Linked DNA regions of Homo sapiens: region 1 is linked to region 2. A link is an interaction called in ENCODE POLR2A ChIA-PET data of the cell type or tissue named here. Cell type or tissue: A673. All regions are shown on one strand. Links, peaks and the distances in the headings refer to the core of each region. The heading gives the core; the rest is flanking DNA. Region 1 has its middle 51 kb from the start of ACTR2. Region 2 overlaps RAB1A (RAB1A, member RAS oncogene family).

Region 1 (9,538 bases), core at 756-8,755, 160 kb after region 2:
GCCAACATAGCAAAACCTGTCTCCACTAAAAATACAAAAAATTAGGTGTGGTGGCGCATACCTGTAATCCCAGCTACTCAGGAGGCTGAGGCAGGAGAATTGCTTAAACCCAGGAGACAGAGGCTGCAGTGAGCCAACATCATGCCACTGCACTCCAGCCTGGGCAACAGAGCGAGACTCCATCTCAATAATAATAATATATAAAAATCTAAGGGTTTCCTGAGTTGTTAATTCTTATATTTTCATATTTTCTTATGTTTACATGTATATATTCTTATATTTTTATATTTTGTGACAACTTAGTGTTTGAAGAGTAAGAAATTTGGGCCTAAATGAGGCTCAGTTGTTAAATTGATAATACACATTTGACCCCTTTATTGGAAACCTACAATTTACCTCCAGATGTGTTTTTTTTTTCCCTGCTAACTTAGATCTACATTTGAAAGCTTCTGGCATTAATTAATTTTTATTTAAGAGCTATTAGGAAGGAGTGGAACCTAAACTATGGTGACAATTTAAAGGACCTTGATTCAAAGAATCAATTAAGGAGGCTGTCCTCTTTGTTTTGCTTTTACTTAGTAGTTTAGGTGGAATTCAAGCAGATAATATTCAACCTCTAAGTTCCCTGCTTACACAACTTGGAATTCTAAAGGAGTCTCTAAAATGAAAACATCCCACAGGAAGTGATGTAGCTAAAGTATGATTATCTGTATTTTTAAAACAAATTACTTGTCCTTCAAATGTCTTTTTCAGTATGGGGTCAGAATCACATGTTCCTTTTGTTAAAAATGCAGGCTCTTAGGCGGGGCGCGGTGGCTCACGCCTGTAATCCCAGCACTTTGGGAGGCCAAGGCAGTGGGGGATCACCTGAGGTCAGGAGTTCGAGACCAGCCTGATCAACACGACAAAACCCTGTCTCTACTAAAAGTACAAACCGGGCATGGTGGCGGTCGCCTGTAATTCCAACTATTCCTACTCAGGAGGCTGAGGCAGGAGAATGGCTTGAACCCAGGAGGTGGAGGTTACAGTGAGCTGGGATCAGCCACTGCACTCCAGCCTGGGTGACAGAGCGAGACTCCATCTTAAAAAAAAAAAAAAAAAAAAAAAAGCAGGCTTCCTTGAGCCCCACTCTGGACCACCGAATGGAGCCTGAGGGTTTGCTTGTTTTCCAACTCTTCCCCCACAACTCTCATACTCCTGTTTTAGGGGCTAAGAGGACAGTCAGGCTTCAAAGTATGAACCACTCTCCTGGGCCCACACCTGCAATGCCCTTCTTTCCTCCTCTTCCTGGGGAAAACTAGGGCTTTTAGCAGATGGGTTCAGAAGTGACACAGGAAGCAGCCCTGGGAAGCCGGAACCACTTAGAGACCATCTTTTGCCAGTGTGCTGACCTCTGCTCCACCTCCCCCAAATGGATCTTCAGTTCAAATGGATGATAAACACCTTTTCATTAAAAAGGCCAGTTCTGGGATGGTTAAAGCACCATCAGTCATTTACACATCCATTTGTATTAAAAGGAAATCCAGAGACTCACACTGACGCCTAGGGGAGATTAGCAGCTCTTTGTGATGTAAGTGAAAGGAAGGTCTGTAACTTTGGCCTAAGGAGTGCATTGGAGAAAATTGGTAGGTTCCTGAGGAAATTCAGTTTTTAGAGCAAGCTCACTTTTTAGGGCAAGCTCACCTTGGTAGATGAGAGTTGAGTGCTGGAAGTGGTAAAATAACCAAAGCAAACTGCTCATTTCAACATTCCTTTCTCCTCGCTTCCGACTTGCAGTGTTCCAGCTTCCTGAACTCAAGCTAGTACAGCTAATGCTACAAGTTTAGCTGCTTGATACATGAAAGTGATTTATAATCAGGCCAAGAAACCAACCTACCAGATGTAGCTTTACTTTTAGAGAGCATGTATGTATTTCAAGTTCTATGCAACTGACAAATGAACTTTTGGATGCAACTTGTTCAAAAGTGGAAGTATTGAATTGTTTATGGTGACCAACAGTCCACACATTAATGACTGCTATAATTATGTTTCTTATGATATCAAAACTGACATGGTCCCCTAATACAGAATGCAGTTCATAATGTGGATTTGGGGAGTGCCAGTGTTCACCATTTGTGTTTTTGAAACACAAGGTATAGGTGGTGTGAGGAAAACTATCTTCTGACTTTAAGCTACTATTTTTTAAATGGTATGACAACTTTATGTTGATTTCTTTTGGTTAATCCGACCAGTCTTAGTGTTGCATGAAAATGATCTTCATCATTTCCATTTCATAGCAACTCTTTTATGCCTTAAACATTTTTTTTCTGTTCATACCATTCAAAAGAAGCTAAGATTTGTGGTGTGAGCCAACACAAATCCTCCCTCAGGTGCTTTAATAACAGTAAGACAGGCTTCCTTGAATATCCTAAATGAAAGCTTTGTTTTGTTGCACTTTTGAACAAATACGTGAAGAGAATGATTTATGTAATGAAATTCCATGTTTTAAGAGTCTAAAGAGGATTGGATTTATGGTTCTTCCACCCCCATCCCCACCATTGAAACTAGAAAACTTGTGACTTTGGCCCAGATCGCAAAAACCTTTGCTGCTCCCAAGTTCCCTGAACTGTTAGGATAAAATAGAATACTAAAGAGTACCTTAAACTCAGAAGGCATGATTTGCTAACTGTCAACCTAAACCAAATGGCAGCTCACACCACTAGCTGATTTTATTCAGAAGATAGGGCTAAAGGAGAAACTTTTCCCACTAAATTTCAGTACAGTTACTACTTTCAAGAATACACCCTGTTTTCTTCAGGCTCTGAGCTTGTCTGCTGAAATAATTAGCTGTGAGGCAGACAGGGAAAGAATTGCATCTGCAAAAAGCAGGAAGACAAGGTCAAGAGAAGAGGAGGCAGCTTGACTCACAGCTGCCCACCCTGCAGAGGAGCAGAGCTTGCCAAGAATATCCACATTGATTTATGGAGAAAAAATCAGGAAACCATTCACCCCAGATAGCTTGGATTTGTGACAATATCAGTGTAAACGATTTCCATTTAGACTGTGAATTCCGAGTCTCCGTAGGTGCTCCATTTTTTCCCACCTTCGCCCCTTCTCCGAGCATTTCTAGCAACACTCGGGCCAGTGATTCTCAAACTTTGGGGTGCCTGAGACTCTCTTGAGCTAGTGACAATGCAGATACCTGGCTCCACTTCCAGAAATTGAGGTGACACTCTTAGGAAGGGGTCTTTTGCACTTAGAAAAATGTGAATCAGAAACCAGGGAAATTTTGTAAGAATTAAGCTACAGACTAAATGATATTAATAAAAAATCTTGGTATGTTTGTACAGAAGGTTTCACTTAATTAGGAGTTTCCTAAGAGAATGAAGGCAAAGGCTTTTCCGCCTGGGGACTCTTGAGACTCTTCGGGCTTACTCTCCAGGGTGCCACTGTATACCTTGAGAAAACTGCTGGCTTGCTTCATTCTTGTGCCTAATCTTGCTCACAAAGGAACATGCTACCAGTCTCATCTGCTTCCAAAGGGCTTTGTTTCAAATCCCTTTTGGAAAAGGGGTGCATTTTTCTGCCTTGGTTTACTGCCTTTTGGAGAACAAGAATGCATCTCAAACGTGTTTATTGAACTTTTAAAGTTCCTTGACTTTCTGCGGGCAGAGCCAACCATGGTCTTCAGACCCTACGTTAATTAAGAGAGCTAAAAAGGAAGCAATGAGAACAACAGCGAGGACACGACAAAGCTGTAAGGTCACCATTTATGAGTGTCTGTGAAGTGCCAGGCACTGTACCTTAAGCATTTGCCAGCATTCTCACTTAATGCAAGTAGGAATTATCACCACTTTGTAGATGAGGAGACTGAGACTTAAGAGGTAAAGTAACAAGAACAAAGACTCAGAGCTAAGAAGCTGTAGAGCCAGAGTGGGGCTCAAGCATCTTCCTGACTATACAACCGTTGCTTTTCCAACACCCATTGATGGCTCTGTGTGGTGGTCATTGAGCCCTGTCCTATTTCAAAGCCTTGATCAGTTTAGGAGGCTGTCTTGACCCTGCGCCTCATCACAGGCCTTGGGAAAAGCACTTGTCCTTTGTGTGCCTTAATTTAACTCAGTGAGTCAAGTGCCCCAAGCCTGGAGTGGTTGGCGTCCCAAGTGCCATTTGAAAAGTGCTTTGATATGAAGTGCCCACAAGGGCTTGCTCTTCTGTTGATAGCAAACCATTTCCATGAAGAAACTTAAGTGGAAGCTCTGGGAGTGAACGAGTGAAAGGAGTGTTGGCTACAGGCATTTGGATCCAGAGGAGCTTGTCCCACTTTTAGGAGTGATCAGTTGAGGCTTTTTTCCCCTTGGTAGGTTTAATTTTTGACCAGCAGGTGTACACTGTGGTCCAAGGCCCCGGATTTGGCTCAGAGCTTCATAAATGAGTCAGTGGAGTTTATAAACTCTCCACTTGCAAGAGGAAGGCAAGAAATGGAAAGAATGACAGTTACTAAGGTTAGCAGTGGCCCCTGGAATCCAAGTGGCCCTTGAGAAGAACACTTGGGGAGGGGAAGCATTTGAATCACCTACATCTGCTAAGAACTTGTCCTGTGTTTTGGGAACGTTCTGAGAATGGCGACTACATGAGCTAGCTCTCAGACCAGCTGTCTTCAGAGGGGACCACCTAATGGGAGGCCGACCGTAGAGGCTAAAACATGCAAGTTACCGCCTGGGAGACGGTAACAACGCTTCCATGCAGAACAGCTGTGTGTTACTTTAAAAGCAGCTAATTTCACTATCTGAATTCAAGGATGTTTCCCAGATCTCCATGCTGTGAATAGCAGTGTTGTTTGAGATGGCCATTATTGCTTACATCCTCCTCGAGCCAGGAGCAGAGGGAGGAGCCTGGATCTGGGTCTCCTGTCCCACTGCAGCAAGAGGACATGATTAGTGGTTAGCCTATCTCTAAAAGCCCTGGGGAGCTGAGTGTAGGAAGGAAGGAAGGAAGTTGTGTAGGATAAACAAAACAAAGCAAAACCCCAAAAAGCCACAAGAAAGTACTTCAGATGTGCAAGAATCTGTAATTCACATACTCATGGGATAGTTGAGGGTTAGGACCTGGATTAAATGTTTTCACATGGAATGGGAATACCAAGAACAAAGCAACTGAAGAGTGGGGCGACTGGCTTGGTTTTAAAGAGTCCTGGAAACAGAGTCCTCTTATTGTTTCTGGATGTTTAGACACATCAAGGCCGACATATAAATTGTTTTAAAATAGTATCTGTTCTCAGTCTCACATGCAAAAAAAAAAAAAAAGGAAAAATATATCTAGCAAGTTTTACCATAAGATCATTGCTAATTTGCCTTTAGTTTCCCATGACAAGATTCAACAGTTTGATAATCTCGTGGAAAATAATTCACTTTTTAAGAAAATGTGGTTTAAAAGAAGTGAATATACTGATAACTATGAAAGCCTCTCTTGAGTAAGGCAGTATTTTAGAGTAACTGGACTGGTTGCTGCATGGCAACCTTCACAATTCAACGAGTTTTTTGTTCGTTCGTTTGTTTGTATTTTGAGACAAAGTCTCGGTCTGTAGCCCAGGCTGGAGTGCAGTGATGTGATCTCAGCTCACTGCAACCTCCGCCTCCTGGGTTCAAGCGATTCTCCTGCCTCAGCCTCCCGAGTAGCTGGGATTACAGGCACGCACCACTGCGCCTTTTTTTTGTATTTTTGCTAACTTTTTTTTTGTATTTTTAGTAGAGACGGGGTTTCACCATGTTGGCCAGGCTCGTGTTGAACTCCTGACCTCAGTAATCTGCCTGCCTCAGCCTCCCAAAGTGCTAGGATTACAGGCGTAAGCCACCGCGCCTGGCACAATTCAATGTTTTTAAAATAAAAAAGATTTGTCAGGGCTTCCCAAACCTCAAAGATGGGTTTTCTCAGTATCTTAATGGTCATTTAGACGGAACCAAACAAATACCTTTAAAAAGTAGGAGTGGCGGGCATTTTAGTAGGCTGCTAAATATCTCAATATCAAATGCACCAAGGATTACTAAGCCAAATTGTATGCCGTAGTTGGAAGTGTTAGCCTTGTGCAGCTGTTCTTGTGAAGGGCTTGGGGGCCAGCTCCTGTGGGAGCCAAGGATTTTTTTTTGCAGGTTTTGTCATGTATATGTGTTAAATTAGTTTGGAGAAGATCTGTCAGGTTTAACTTGGTGATGATTTTTTAAAAAATCAGTTCATGGCCGGGCGCGGTGTCTCACACCTGTAATCCCAGCACTTTGGGAGGCCGAGGCGGGCTGATCACGAGGTCAGGAGATCGAGACCATCCTGGCTAACACAGTGAAACCCCGTCTCTACTAAAAGATACACAAAAATAGCCGGGCATAGTGGCGGGCGCCTGTAGTCCTAGCTACTCGGGAGGCTGAGGCAGGAGAATGGCGTGAACCCGAGAGGTAGAGCTTGCAGTGAGCCGGGATTGCGCCACTGCACTCCAGCCTAGGTGACAGAGCGAGACTCCGTCTCAAAAAAAAAAAAAAATATCAGTTCATGACAATGTTACAGTTTGCGCAAAATAAGCACATTTGTAATTTCGTATGTATTAAATTGACTTCCTAGGAGACAAATCTTTTTTCCTCACTGGATAACATTATTTTATCTTGTGTTAGTTACAATCATTTGACCATAAAGCTTACCTGTAAGGGGGCTCTGTTGTTTAAAGATTTCAAGTTGCACTTCCTAAGTCAAACGGTGATGGGGTAAAGCAACTTCCCAAGGCGTTCCGTTCTCAAGTTAGAGAACTGGAAAGGCACTGGAGTACGGTTCCCTCCTTCCCTTTTTAAAGTAGCCCTCGACTGGGTGCAGTGGCTCACGCCTGTAATCCCAGCACTTTGGGAGGCCGAGGCGGGCAGATCACCCGAGGTCCGGAGTTTGAGACCAGCCTGACCAACATGGAGAAACCCCATCTCTACTAAAAATACAAAGTTAGCCGGGCTTGGTGGCAGATGCCTGTAATCCCAGCTACTCGGGAGGCTGAGTCAGGAGAATTGCTTGAACCCAGGAGGCGGAGGTTGCAGTGAGCCGAGATTTGCACCATTGCACTCCAGCCTGGGCAACAAGAGCGAAAGTCCGTCTCAAAATAAAATAAAATAAAATAAATTTAGAAAGCAGCCCTCGACTCATGCCCGTGGCTCATGCCTGTAATCCCAGCACTTTGGGATGCCGAGTTGTGTGGATCTTTTGAGCTCAGGAGTTCGAGACCAGCCTGGGCGAGACAGCGAAACCCCATCTTTACAAAAAATACAAAAATTCAGCAGGCATTGTACTGTGCGCCTGTACTCTGAGCTACTTGGGACGCTGTGGTGGGAGAATGGCTTGAGTCGTGGGGGTGGAGGTTGCCGTGAGCCGAGATTCTGCCACTGCAGTCCAGTCCAGGCATCAGAGCCAGATTCTGTTTCAAAAAAATAATAAAGTAGCCCTCAAAAGTGACATTTAAAATTACTTGTATTTGGCCGGCCAGGTGTGGTGTCTCATGCCTGTAATCCCAGCACTTTGGGAGGCCGAGGTGGGCGGATCACCTGAGGTCAGGAGTTCGAGACCAGCCTGGCCAACATGATGAAACCCTGTCTCTACTAAAAATACAAAAAATTAGCCGGGTGTGGTGGTGCACGCCTGTAGTCCCAGCTACTTGGGAGGCTGAGGAAGGGGAATCACTTGAACCCAGGAGGTGGAGGTTGTAGTGAGCTGAGGTTGCACCACTGCACTCCAGCCTGGGCAACAAGAGCAAAACTCTGTCTCAGAAAAAAAAAAAAAAAATTACTTGTATTTGCATGAAAATCACTGAGTTTCAAATCTGAAGTGTTCTTCAGAGTTCTAACGTGTAAGAACACAGAGTACTATGATATTTCCCCAAGAGTATTCTGTGAGTCCCAGCTAAATGCCCTATATCCCAAGTGTGCTTTGTGGTTTAAAGAGTTAGAGAAATGCTGCAGAAACCTTCCCTGCAGCATACTAAAGTCTCAGAGATGTCCTGCAGGGAGAAAACCCAGCCGACTTTATTCAGCAAGGGATCTCTTTCTGTTTCTCTCTCTCTCTCTCCCCCTTTCTCTGTCTCTGTGTGTGTGTCTTTCCTTTCTCTCTCTCTCCCCCTCCTTCACTCCGTCCATATCCCTCCCTCTCCCTCTCTGTCCCTCTTTCCCTTTTCCTTTCTCTTTCTTCCCCCACTCTTCCTCCCTCCCTCTCCCTCTCCACTTTTTTACCTCCCCTCCCCCTCCCCCTCCTCTCTCTCTTCCCCTCTTCCTCACACCCTCCCTCTGTGGCCCACCGCCTATTAGCACTATGCAAAGCACATTCTGGGAAATCTGGGTCCTAGCCAGTAGGACAGCTGTAGTAGCTATGGTGAAATTTCACATTTCTGGGCCCTGCCTGTTTCCTCCTTTGTCAACAGCAGGTTTCCAGGTGCTAGGAATTGTCATCACTCACACTCCCTTCCTCAAGGGTTTGCTTTAGAACTAAGATTCAAGGATTATCGATGTTTTTAATATAAGAATAAGCTGTAGAATGCCAAACAACAGCAGATAGGAGGAGAGAGAAGACTAAAACTATAACTGACAAATACATTAGACTAATGAATGCAAAGAAAACCTAGAAACTGGGAGGTTATTAGTGGACATTGGTCATGACTTGTGGCCACCAACCATGGTTTGAATTCTCTTCCCATGATTAGGGATTTTTCTACATTACAAATCTTGCTTCCCTGAGGCAGAAGTCCACAACTCACCCTTCTAGCTTTTCTTGTAGCAAAGATCTGCCCGTTAGACACTCCCACTCCAGAAGCAGCTACCCAGAGGAATTGTTTCCTAGCCAGGGGTCACCACAGGCCTGGGGTTTTGAAGCAGAGCTGGGCAAGGCACTTGGTATTCAGTGCCCAGTGTCAGGGGTGTGAGTGGCAGAGACGATGTCCAGGAGGGGAGGTGGTAGGAGTCACTGCTGAAGGCCCACAGCATGGTTGGGCCTTGGTCATGACTGGGTGTCCTCCAGCTGGACTCTGCGGCAACCTGGAGATTCTGTGAACTCCTACATATTCTTTACTAGTTTATTTCTGCTTAAATCATCCAGGGCAGGGTAGGGTTTGTTGCTTGCAGCTAAGACCCTGACTAATATAGGTAAATCCTGACAATATCTGGCTGGGATGCAATTCTGTCTTAAGGAAGCCAGTGCTTGGCAATGAAAGACACTGGATAGTTCCAAAACATTTAGTTCAGCAATATAGAGTGTGTTTCTTCTCTCACATGTCCAAGGTAAGAGCTCTATGTGCCATATGTAGCAGGAGCTCAATATTTATCAAATTAAAGTCAGCTTTCTCAAAAGAGAGGTGCCATCTATTTGTTCAGTCCCTTCATCCAGTGGAATGAGATTCTGACTTAAGATTTCCATGGGAGCAGAAGGTGAAAAGAGCAGACAGTGTGCTCAGCTATATCCTGCCGAGTTTGCTTTTGCACCCCATGAATACGGTAAGATTAATGAAATCCCAAATAAACTTCCAGGAAAGATGAAAGAATTTATAAAT
Region 2 (9,538 bases), core at 511-8,510:
AGATGAGGTTTTACCATGTTGCCCAGGTTGGTCTCAAACTCCTGAGCTCAAGTGATTTACCCACCTCAGCCTCCGAAAGTGCTGAGATTACAGGAGTGAGCCACCACAACCAGCCTAAAATGTTAAATTCTTAGAAGTAAGCACATGTAGTAAAGCAGAAACAGCCTATTTGTTGTAGTGGGACATCCAAGCCTTTGAGTTAAAATTCCAATTCAGTTGCTTACTTTGAATGCCCTTGGGCAAGTCATTTAACTCTTCTCTGCCTCTGTTTCCTTGTTTGTAAAACTAGGGCATTTTCTTCATGGGATTATTGTGGCAGTTAAGGGAAATAATGTACACACACAAACTTTCTGTCTGGTGGGAACTCAGTGCTGCTGACCCCACTCAGACAAGCATCAAGTGTTCTGGAGTCCTTCTGGGAGCTCTGTTCCTCTCCAGTTGAATCAACATAACTAAAACTTTCTGTTAACAGAAATTATAGGCCCCTTCCCCAAATCTTTTGCACTATTTTGCCATGCTATTCCGTAAACATATTACAATATTTAACTTGTATTAACTGTTATATTGATTATGCTTGTTTGAACATGAGTCATTTTCTTAATTTGTAAGCAGAGTCCATGTTTTGTAATTTAAAATAAACAACAAAAATTTTAAAAAACAGAAAAAAAAACTCAACTCTTAATATACTCTGATGATAGAGAAAGGCTATTTTCCTTTTTTGTTTGTTTGTTTGTTTTTTTGAGACAGAGTTTTGCTCTGTCGCGCAGGCTGAAGTGCAGTAGCACAATCTCGGCTCACTGCAACCTCTGCCTCCCGGGTTCAAGCAGTTCTCCTGCCTCAGCCTCCCAAGTAGCTGGGACTACAGGCACATGCTGCCACACCCAGCTGATTTTTTGTATTTTAGTAGAGACAGGGTTTCACTGTGTTGCCCAGGCTGGTCTTGAACTCCTGAGCTCAGGCAATCCGCCCACCTCAGCCTCCCAAAGTGCTAGGACTACAGGCGTCAGCCCCCGCACCCGGCCCAAAGGGCTATTTTCTTTACCAAGCCTTCCTCCAAGGTAAAATTCTCCATGTGTGTACCTATGTATATATGTATATACAACCACAAGGAAGATTTGGGTTTTTTAATAAAAAGTTTTTAATGTAGAAAAGGCCAGGTACAGTGGCTCATGCCTGTAATCCCAGCACGTTGGGAGGTCAAAGAGTGAGGATTGCTTGAGCTCAGGAGTTCAAAACCAGCCTGATACAACATGTGAAACCCAGTCTCTACAAAAAAAGAGAAAAAAGAAAAAAAATACAAAAACTGCCAGGCATGGGTGTGTGTCTATATTCCTAATTACTCCAGGGGCTGAGATGGGAGGATCACCAGAGCCTGGGAAGTCCAGGCTGCAGTAAGCCATGATCTCACCACTGTACTCCAGCCTGGGTGACAGAGTGAGACCCTGTCTCAAAAATAAAAAGTTCTTGAGGCCTGGTGTGGTGGCTCACACCTGTAATCCCAGCACTTTGGGAGGCCAAGGCAGGCAGATCACCTGAGGTCAGGAGTTCGAGACCAGCGTGGTCAACATGGTGAAACCCAGTCTCTACTAAAAATACACAAAATTAGCCGGGCATGGTGGTGGGTGCTTGTAATCCCAGCTACTCAGGAGGCTGAGGCAGGAGAATCGCTTGAACCTGGGAGGCAGAGGTTGCAATGACCCGAAATCGAGCCACTGCACTCCAGCCTGGGTGGGAGGCAGAAGTTGCAATGACCCGAAATCGAGCCACCACACTCCAGCCTGGGCGACAGAGCTAGACTCTGTCTCAAAAAAAAACAAAAAAACAAAAACAAAAAAAAACAAAAAAACCCTATCAGAATGAATCAAATCATATATAAACTAGCACCCAGAACCTGACCAAATACAAAGAAAAGTGTGATTCACTGCTTAAATTAAATTAGAACACTTGTGTTAGTAGAGAATAAGCTCAGCCTGGCGCAGTGGCTCACAGCTGTAATCCTAGCACTTTGGGAGGCTAAGGTAGGAGGACTGCTTGAGCCAAGGAGCCAGAGACAAGCCTGGGTAACATGGGGAGATCCTGTCTCTACAAAAAAAAAAAAAAAAAAAAAAAAATTAATTAATTAAAAAATAAAAATAAAAAAGAGAGTAAGTTAGCTCGGCTCAAAAAAGCCTGGTGAAGATGCCTAATTTGGAGTTCAGATTTCACTAGCTTTAGTAAGTAAGAAATCCAACTGCTCTTCATCAGGCAGATGCTAACCACCAATCTACACATAAAGCACTACATAATTATCCACATTATATATTTCACAAAATTGTTTCAAATGGCCTTTTATAAATTTAGCTATTTGACTATTTTTATAAATTTCATCTAACCCACTTTAAGACTAACATCTTAAACTCCACATTTTAAAACTCAAATTAGGCCGGGAACAGTGGCTCACACCTGTAATCCCAGCACTTTGGGAGGCCGAGGCGGGAGGATCACAAGATCAGGAGTTTGAGACCAGCCTGGCCAATAAGGTGAAACTCCGTCTTTACTATAAATACAAAAAATTAGCTGGGCGTGGTGGCGCAGCCTGTAATCCCAGCAACTTCAGAGGCTGAGGCAGGAGAATCACTTGAACCTGGGAGGTGGAGGTTGCAGTGAGCCAAGATCACACCACTACACTCCAGCCTGGGGGACAAAGCGACACCTTGTCTCAAAAAAAAAAAAAAAAAAAAAAAAACTCAAATGAGTTTGGGATACCAGATTTAAAGCTAAGCTTTGTCACTCTCAGATTTTCACATTTTAATATTGATAATGATAGTTAACATTCTCTTTTCTGTTTTCAATCTCCTAAATCAAGTATTCTTAATCTGAGGTTCATGAACAGCCTTGGTGTGAACTGCCTATAACTTTATGCAAAATGTTATATGAGTATATAGACACAAAGGGAGCAGATGCATCAAATGTAACGTGAGTATGGCTACACGACCATAAATGGGTTAAATGTAACAGTCCCAAATCAAGATACCAGAAAATATCTATAAGGAGAGTAGAAAGGACAAAGAGTAATTCCACTTAAGTACTATTATTATACAAAGGAAATACATTCAGAGAAATTAAATCCATCATTGTTCTTGGAAAACATGAATTACATAATTCACTGAGTTTCACTGTTGAAGATCACTAGTTTGAGACGCAGACTGCACAAAATGCCCTATGTAAAGACCATAGATGGCCAAGTGAGGTGGGTCACACCTGTAATCCCAACACTTTGAGAGGCTCAGGCAGGAGGATCACTTGAGCCCAGGTGTTCGAGACCAGCATAGGCAACATAGCGACATCTCATCTCTTAAAAAAAAATTAGCCAGGCATGGTGCCAGTTACTCAGGAGGCTGAGACAGGAGGATCACTAGAGTACAGGAGGTTGAGACTGCAGTGAGCCATGACTGTGCTACCACCACTCCAGCCTGGGAGACAGAGCTAGATCATGTCTCGAAAAAAAAAAAAAAAAAAACCATAGCCACGTGGCTGGCACCGAGTAAGTGCTAAATAGCACCTAGTATTATTAAAAAGTGATGTTTCCAAAAGAATGGTCCCTCTTGTGAATAAAGGCATGCATATTTAACACTACTTGTCCTAATTAGGAAATCTACAAGCATAGAACACAGTAAACTTAACTGGAACCTATCACAACCTTGGATTTAATAAAGCAGTGTAGGGTGTTCCAGCCAATTGAGCCAACCTGTCACAGAAGTACCAAGGAAAACTATTTCCTACTTCTTCTGTACCCTATCTCTCACATGTTTCAGTCAGCCAACAAACTAACACTTAGTTCTCTGGCTCCTCAGGACCATTTTTCCCCTGAATATCATTCCACCATTACCCTATTAATAATCTGCAACACTCCCAGGGTGGTTCCAAAGAAAGGCCAAGACCTAAATTTTCTTCCCTAAATTACATTCCAGATATCAAAGCAGTAATCTCAGCCCCACCTTCTATAGGGAAACAAAGGAATAGTCTAATTGCTCCCCTCTCCCTCTAAAGCGGGGGCCGGGGGGGAGTCTGGGCATTTTGCCTAATTCTCAAAGGAAAATTCCAAAATGTAGTGGCGACAAAGTGGTAAAAAGCTGATAAGCAGCCAAACGTAGTGGCTCACGCCTGTAATCCTAGCACTTTGGGAGACCAAGGCAGGCGGATCACCTGAGGTCAGGAGTTGGAGACCAGCCTGGCCAACATGGTGAAACCCCATCTCTACTAATATAAAAATTAGCTGGCCGTGGTGGTGGACGCCTGTAGTCCCAGTTACTCAGGAGGCTGAGGCAGAAGAAATGCTGGAACCCGGGAGACAGACGTTGCAGTAAGCCAAGATTGTGCCACTGCACTCCAGCCTGGGTGACAGAGCAAGACTCTATCTCAAAAAAAAAAAAAAAAAAAAAAAAAAAAAAGCTGGTAAGCTACACATTTAAAATACCTCATGCACTGGCACACTACACCCATTTTCAGTTTTTCTTCATCTTAAGACACTCAGCCAAGCGTGGGGCTCATGCCTATAATCCCAGCACTTTGGGAAGCTGAGGCAGGTGGATCTCGAGACCAGGAATTTGAGACTAGCCTGGGGCAACATATTGAAATCCCATCCCTACAAAAAATACAAAAAAAAAAAAAAAATTAGCCAGGTGTGGTGGCACGCGCTTGTATTCTCAGCTACTCAGGAGGCTGAGGTGGGAGGATCACTGAAACCCGGCTAGGAGTTGGAGGCTATAGTAAGTTATGATTGCATCACTGCACTGTAGCCTGCGTGACAGAGTAAGACCCTATATCTCAAAAAACAGACACTCAAAGTTGATTAGCAAATTTTTTTTAAATCTCAAAACGTTAAGAAGCATCTTATTTTACCCTAAACATGTTCATATATTAGGAAAGTATATAGCTTGCCACAAAAGAAAGCTATTCTGGCCAGACGTGGTGGCTCACGCCTGTAATCTCAGCACTTTGAGAGGCAGAGGCAGGTGGATCACAAGGTCAGGAGATCATCCTGGCTAACACAGTGAAACCCCATCTCTACTAAAAAATGCAAAAATTTAGCTGGGCCTGGCGGCGGGCACCTGTAGTCCCAGCTAATCGGGAGGCTGAGGCAGGAGAATGGTGTGAGCCCAGGAGGCAGAGCTTGCAGTGAGCCCAGATCACACCACTGCACTCCAGCCTGGGCAACAGAACAAGACTCCGTCTCAGACAAAAAAAAAAAAAAAAAAAAAGCAAGCTCTTCTTTACTATCCAAAATAAAACTGAACTATTCAAACTACAAATAGTGAAACCATCACATAGGTATAGTCAAAACTACCCAGAAGAGAAAACACACACATACACAACACACAGCCAACAGATTGCTATGGAAGGTGAATATAGCAGGATGTTAGCACATACGTAAATTTTTTTTTTTTTTTTTTTGAGACAGAGTCTCGCTCTGTCGCCCAGGCTGGAGTGCAGTGGCGCGATCTCGGCTCACTGCAAGCTCTGCCTCCCGGGTTCAAATGATTCTCCTGCCTCAGCCTCCCAAGTAGCTGGGACTACAGGCGCCTGCCACCACGCCCAGCTAATTTTTTGTATTTTTAGTAGATGGGGTTTCACCGTGTTAGCCAGGATGGTCTCGATCTCCTGACCTCGTGATTCGCCCACCTCGGCCTCCCAAAGTGCTGGGATTACAGGGCACATACATAAATTATTAAGATTGCTTCCAGAATTAAAAAGACCAAGATACCTGAGAAATAAAATTACTCAGAAAGCAAAATTCCCTTTAAAAGCCAAGTAGAAGCCAGGCGCGTGGCTCACACAAGTAATCCCAGCAATTTGGCTGAGGTGGGTGGATCACGAGGTCAGGAGTTTGAGGCCAGCCTGGCCAACATAGTGAAACCCTGTCTCTACTAAAACTACAAAAATTAGCCGGGTGTGGTGGCACACACCTGTACTCCCAGCTACTTGAGAGGCTGAGGTGGAAGAATCACTTAAACCTGGAAGGCGGAGGTTGCAGTGAGCCGAGATCACGCCAACGCACTCCAGTGACAAAGTGAGACTCTGTCTCAAAAAGAAAAAAAAAGAAGCCAAGTAGAGAACTGGCAAGGAAGATTTGATTTTGAAGCACTTCCATCTTTAAGACAACGTTAAAAAAAAAAACTAAACTAAAATATTTGATGGTTAAAAACTGTCTAACATCCCTCATTTTAACTTAATTTGATTAAAGGGGGAAATTTTTATTTTTTATTTTTTTGAGACAGAATCTCACTCTGTCACCCAGGCTGGAGTGCAGTGGCCAATCTTGGCTCACGGCAACCTCTTTTTCCCAGATTCAAGCGATTCTCTTGTCTCAGCCTCCTCAGTAGCTTGGGACTACAAGCGCACACCACCACGCCTAGCTAATTTGGTGTTTTTAGTAGAGGCAGGGTTTCACCACATTGGCCAGGCCGGTCTAGAACTGACCTCAAGTGATCTGCCTGCCTCGGCCTCCCAAACTGCTATTACAGGCGTGAGACACCTCGCCCAGCCAAAAGCGGGAAATTTTTTAATGCAAAATTTCAGGCTGGACATGGTGGCCCACCCAGTGCTTTGGAAGGATCGCTTGAGGCCAGGAGTTTGAGACCAGCCTGCACAACATAGGAGGCACAGTCGCTACAAAAAAATTTTTAATGTGAAATTTCAGTTGTTATCTTCATTTTATTTTACTTTATTTTGAGACAGAGTCTTGCTCTGTCGCCCAGGCTGGAGTGCAGTGGCGCAATCTCAGCTCACTGCAATGCCCACCTCCAGGGTTCAAGAGATTCTCCCGCCTCAGCTTCCCAAGCAGCTGGGACTACACGCAGGCACGACCACACCCAATTAATTTTTCTATGCTTAGTAGAGACAGGGTTTTGCCATGTTGGCCAGGCTGGTCTCAAACTCCTGACCTCAGGTGATCTACCGCCTGGGCCTCCCAAAGTGCTGTGATTATAGGCATGAGCCACTGTGCCAGGCCTCAGTTCTTATCTTTAAATGATCCTACAAGATTATCTCATCATCTCATTCACACAAAATTCTCAATATATATATTTTAAAGGTTTTATACAACTACTGAATACTTAAATTACCGGAAGAATTACAGATGGTGATATTCTATAGACATTTAAAAAATCATATTCTGGACAATGAGAATACTAGTTATCTTTCTTCTTTAAACTTTTCTGAGTTTTTCAAACCACCACCAAAAGTCACAAAGACAACCTGCTTTCACTTTCAAACACTTAAGTTTTGTTAAAAATTATTTGAAACACAATGCAAGCAAAAAAAAAAAAAAAGGTCAAATGTTTCTTGAGTATAACATGAAAGAAGAGCAAAGTCTGAAAGACTGATAACATTTTCAGAGATTCTGGAGCCATGATATACTTAAGGGGATGGGGGCTAAAAATAAGGTAAATACTTTAAACTTTTTCTGCATTAAAGAATTATAGTTGATCTAAGTAGACTACTATATTTCTTCCTACTATAGTTAGCTGGTATACTGAAGACAGGTAGACATGCTTTATTCTTAACACATTCCTTAAAGATGAACCAATCAAAATTATTTTCTTGACACTAAAAAAATCCACTGGAAGCCAGTGGATTATGAAAAATGTTATGAGAATAATCACGAGAATAATGTTAAGTATTTCTTTCTTTTTTTTTTTTTTTTTTTGAGGAGTCTCACTCTGTCCCTCAGGCTGGAGTGCAGTGGCATGATCTGGACTCACTGCAGCCTCCGCCTCCCAGGTTCAAGTGACTCTCCTGCCTCAGGTTCCTGAGTAGCTGGAATTACAGGCGTGCACCACCACACCCAGCTAATTTTTGTATTTTTAGTAGAGGCAGTGTCTCATCATGTTGGCCAGGCTGGTCATGACCTCAAATGATCCGCCCACCTCGGCCTCCCAAAGTGCTGAGATTACAGGCGTGAGCCACTGCGCCTGGCCATGTTAAGCATTTCTTAATGTGCTGAAATAATCACTGCCTGCTTCAAAACGTAGCTCAAAAAAAATCCACATTTTTCTTCAGATCCTCAAAAAAAAGCTTTAACCCTTTCTATCTACTTTTTTAACTGTTCAGATTACACTTTCAATTGCCTTTTTTTTTTTTTTTTTTTTTTTTTTGAGACAAGTCTTGCTCTGTTGCCCAGGCTGGAGTGCAATGGTGTGATCTCGGCTCACTGCAACCTCCACCTCCGAGGTTCAAGAGATTGTCCTGCCTCAGCCTCCCGAGTAGCTGGGATTACAGGCGCCAGCCAACACACCCAGATAATTTTCTGTATTAGTAGAGATAGGGTTTTGCCATATTGGCCAGGCTGGTCTTGAACTCCTGACCTTAGGTGATCCACCTGCTTCAGCCTGATCAACATTAGAGATGGCTGGGTACTCTATACAAAAATTAGCTGGTTATGGTGGCAAATGCCTGTAATCCCAGCTACTCAGGAGACCAAGGCAGGAAAATCGCTTGAACCCAGGAGGCAGAGATTGCAGTGAGCCAAGATCGCGCCACTGCACTCCAGCCTGGGTGACAGAGTGAGACTCCATCTCGAAAAAAAGAAAAAGAAAAGAAAACAAAAACAAAAAAAAACACAAACAGCCAGGCACAGTGGCTCACGCCTGTAATCCCAACACTTTGGGAGGCCAAGGCCCGGGCGACAGAGCAAGATTCCGTCTCAAAAAAAAAACAAAACAAACAAAAAAAGTAATACAGCTACCAACTCTTATGTAAACCAATATAAATCTAAAAATTCTGTTGCTTCAGAATCTTTTTTCTCAAGATCCCATTTTCACTACCAAATTTAGCAGAACCCATTAACAAAGATTATAAATTTCTAAAAGAAACAATATAAATTGGTAATGATAAACCAAAGTAACTTAAGGAACATCTGGAGTACATTTGTAAACATTAGCTAATATACCATTGTTAGTTATTAAGATAACATACTGGAAGCAGGAAAAGCATCCACCCATTAAAGTTTTAATTGAAGAGAAAGCAAGACTTTGGAGTTTGGAACAAGATGTTAAAAACGAATGAGCTTGTATTTGCGTGATAAAACACTAAAGAACTTTTCTTTCTTTCCTTTATTTTCCAAATTTTCTCTAATTACTTTTATAAAGATAACAAGCTTCATTAAAACAAAAAGAAACTGCTTAAGTCAGATTACTAAAAATCTGATTGCTCACTGCCCTTGTGACCTCCCCTAATAAAATATCCCTCACTTCCTCTCACCCTAAGTAATTTTCACTAACACTTTTGCAAAGGTTTTCTCAAATTCCTGTATTATTTTACTAAACAGTCTAGAATACAAATATAGTAGGCCAGATACCCATGTATTTGATCCCAGAAAAAATATAAAAACTGTTTCTGGGTTTGATCCCTTTGAGGTCATTAGTCTTCAAAAGAAAGGATGATTTGACACCGTATTTACTTATTAATTACTGTCCTTGTCATTTATGAGCCATTCCTCCTTCTTCTCCCCCTTGAAAATTCCTAGTCACTCCCTCTGTTCCTCCAAATCTAATTGCTG

The links. ChIA-PET counts read pairs that join two places held together with the same protein. Peaks named below come from ENCODE experiments on the same cell type or tissue, not always from the same donor. Only the 100,000 strongest peaks of a DNase experiment are listed, where the experiment ranks them.
Region 1: POLR2A ChIA-PET joins it to region 2 with 12 read pairs; 3 of 35 experiments call an interaction of 5 or more read pairs at or near these places.

The regions. Positions count from the first base shown.
Region 1 is chr2:65,273,907-65,283,444 of GRCh38, forward strand. No RefSeq gene overlaps it. Among named protein-coding and RNA genes, the nearest start is that of ACTR2, 51 kb to the left of the region's middle. RefSeq lists an enhancer at 1,187-1,854. In A673, for the core only: no CTCF peak of the experiment used is centred there; a DNase peak (open chromatin) is centred at 4,925; H3K27ac peaks cover 878 bases.
Region 2 is chr2:65,117,756-65,127,293 of GRCh38, forward strand. The region is part of intron 1 of RAB1A (RAB1A, member RAS oncogene family); the gene reads right to left. Among named protein-coding and RNA genes, the nearest start is that of RAB1A, 7.6 kb to the right of the region's middle. In A673, for the core only: no CTCF peak of the experiment used is centred there; no DNase peak of the experiment used is centred there.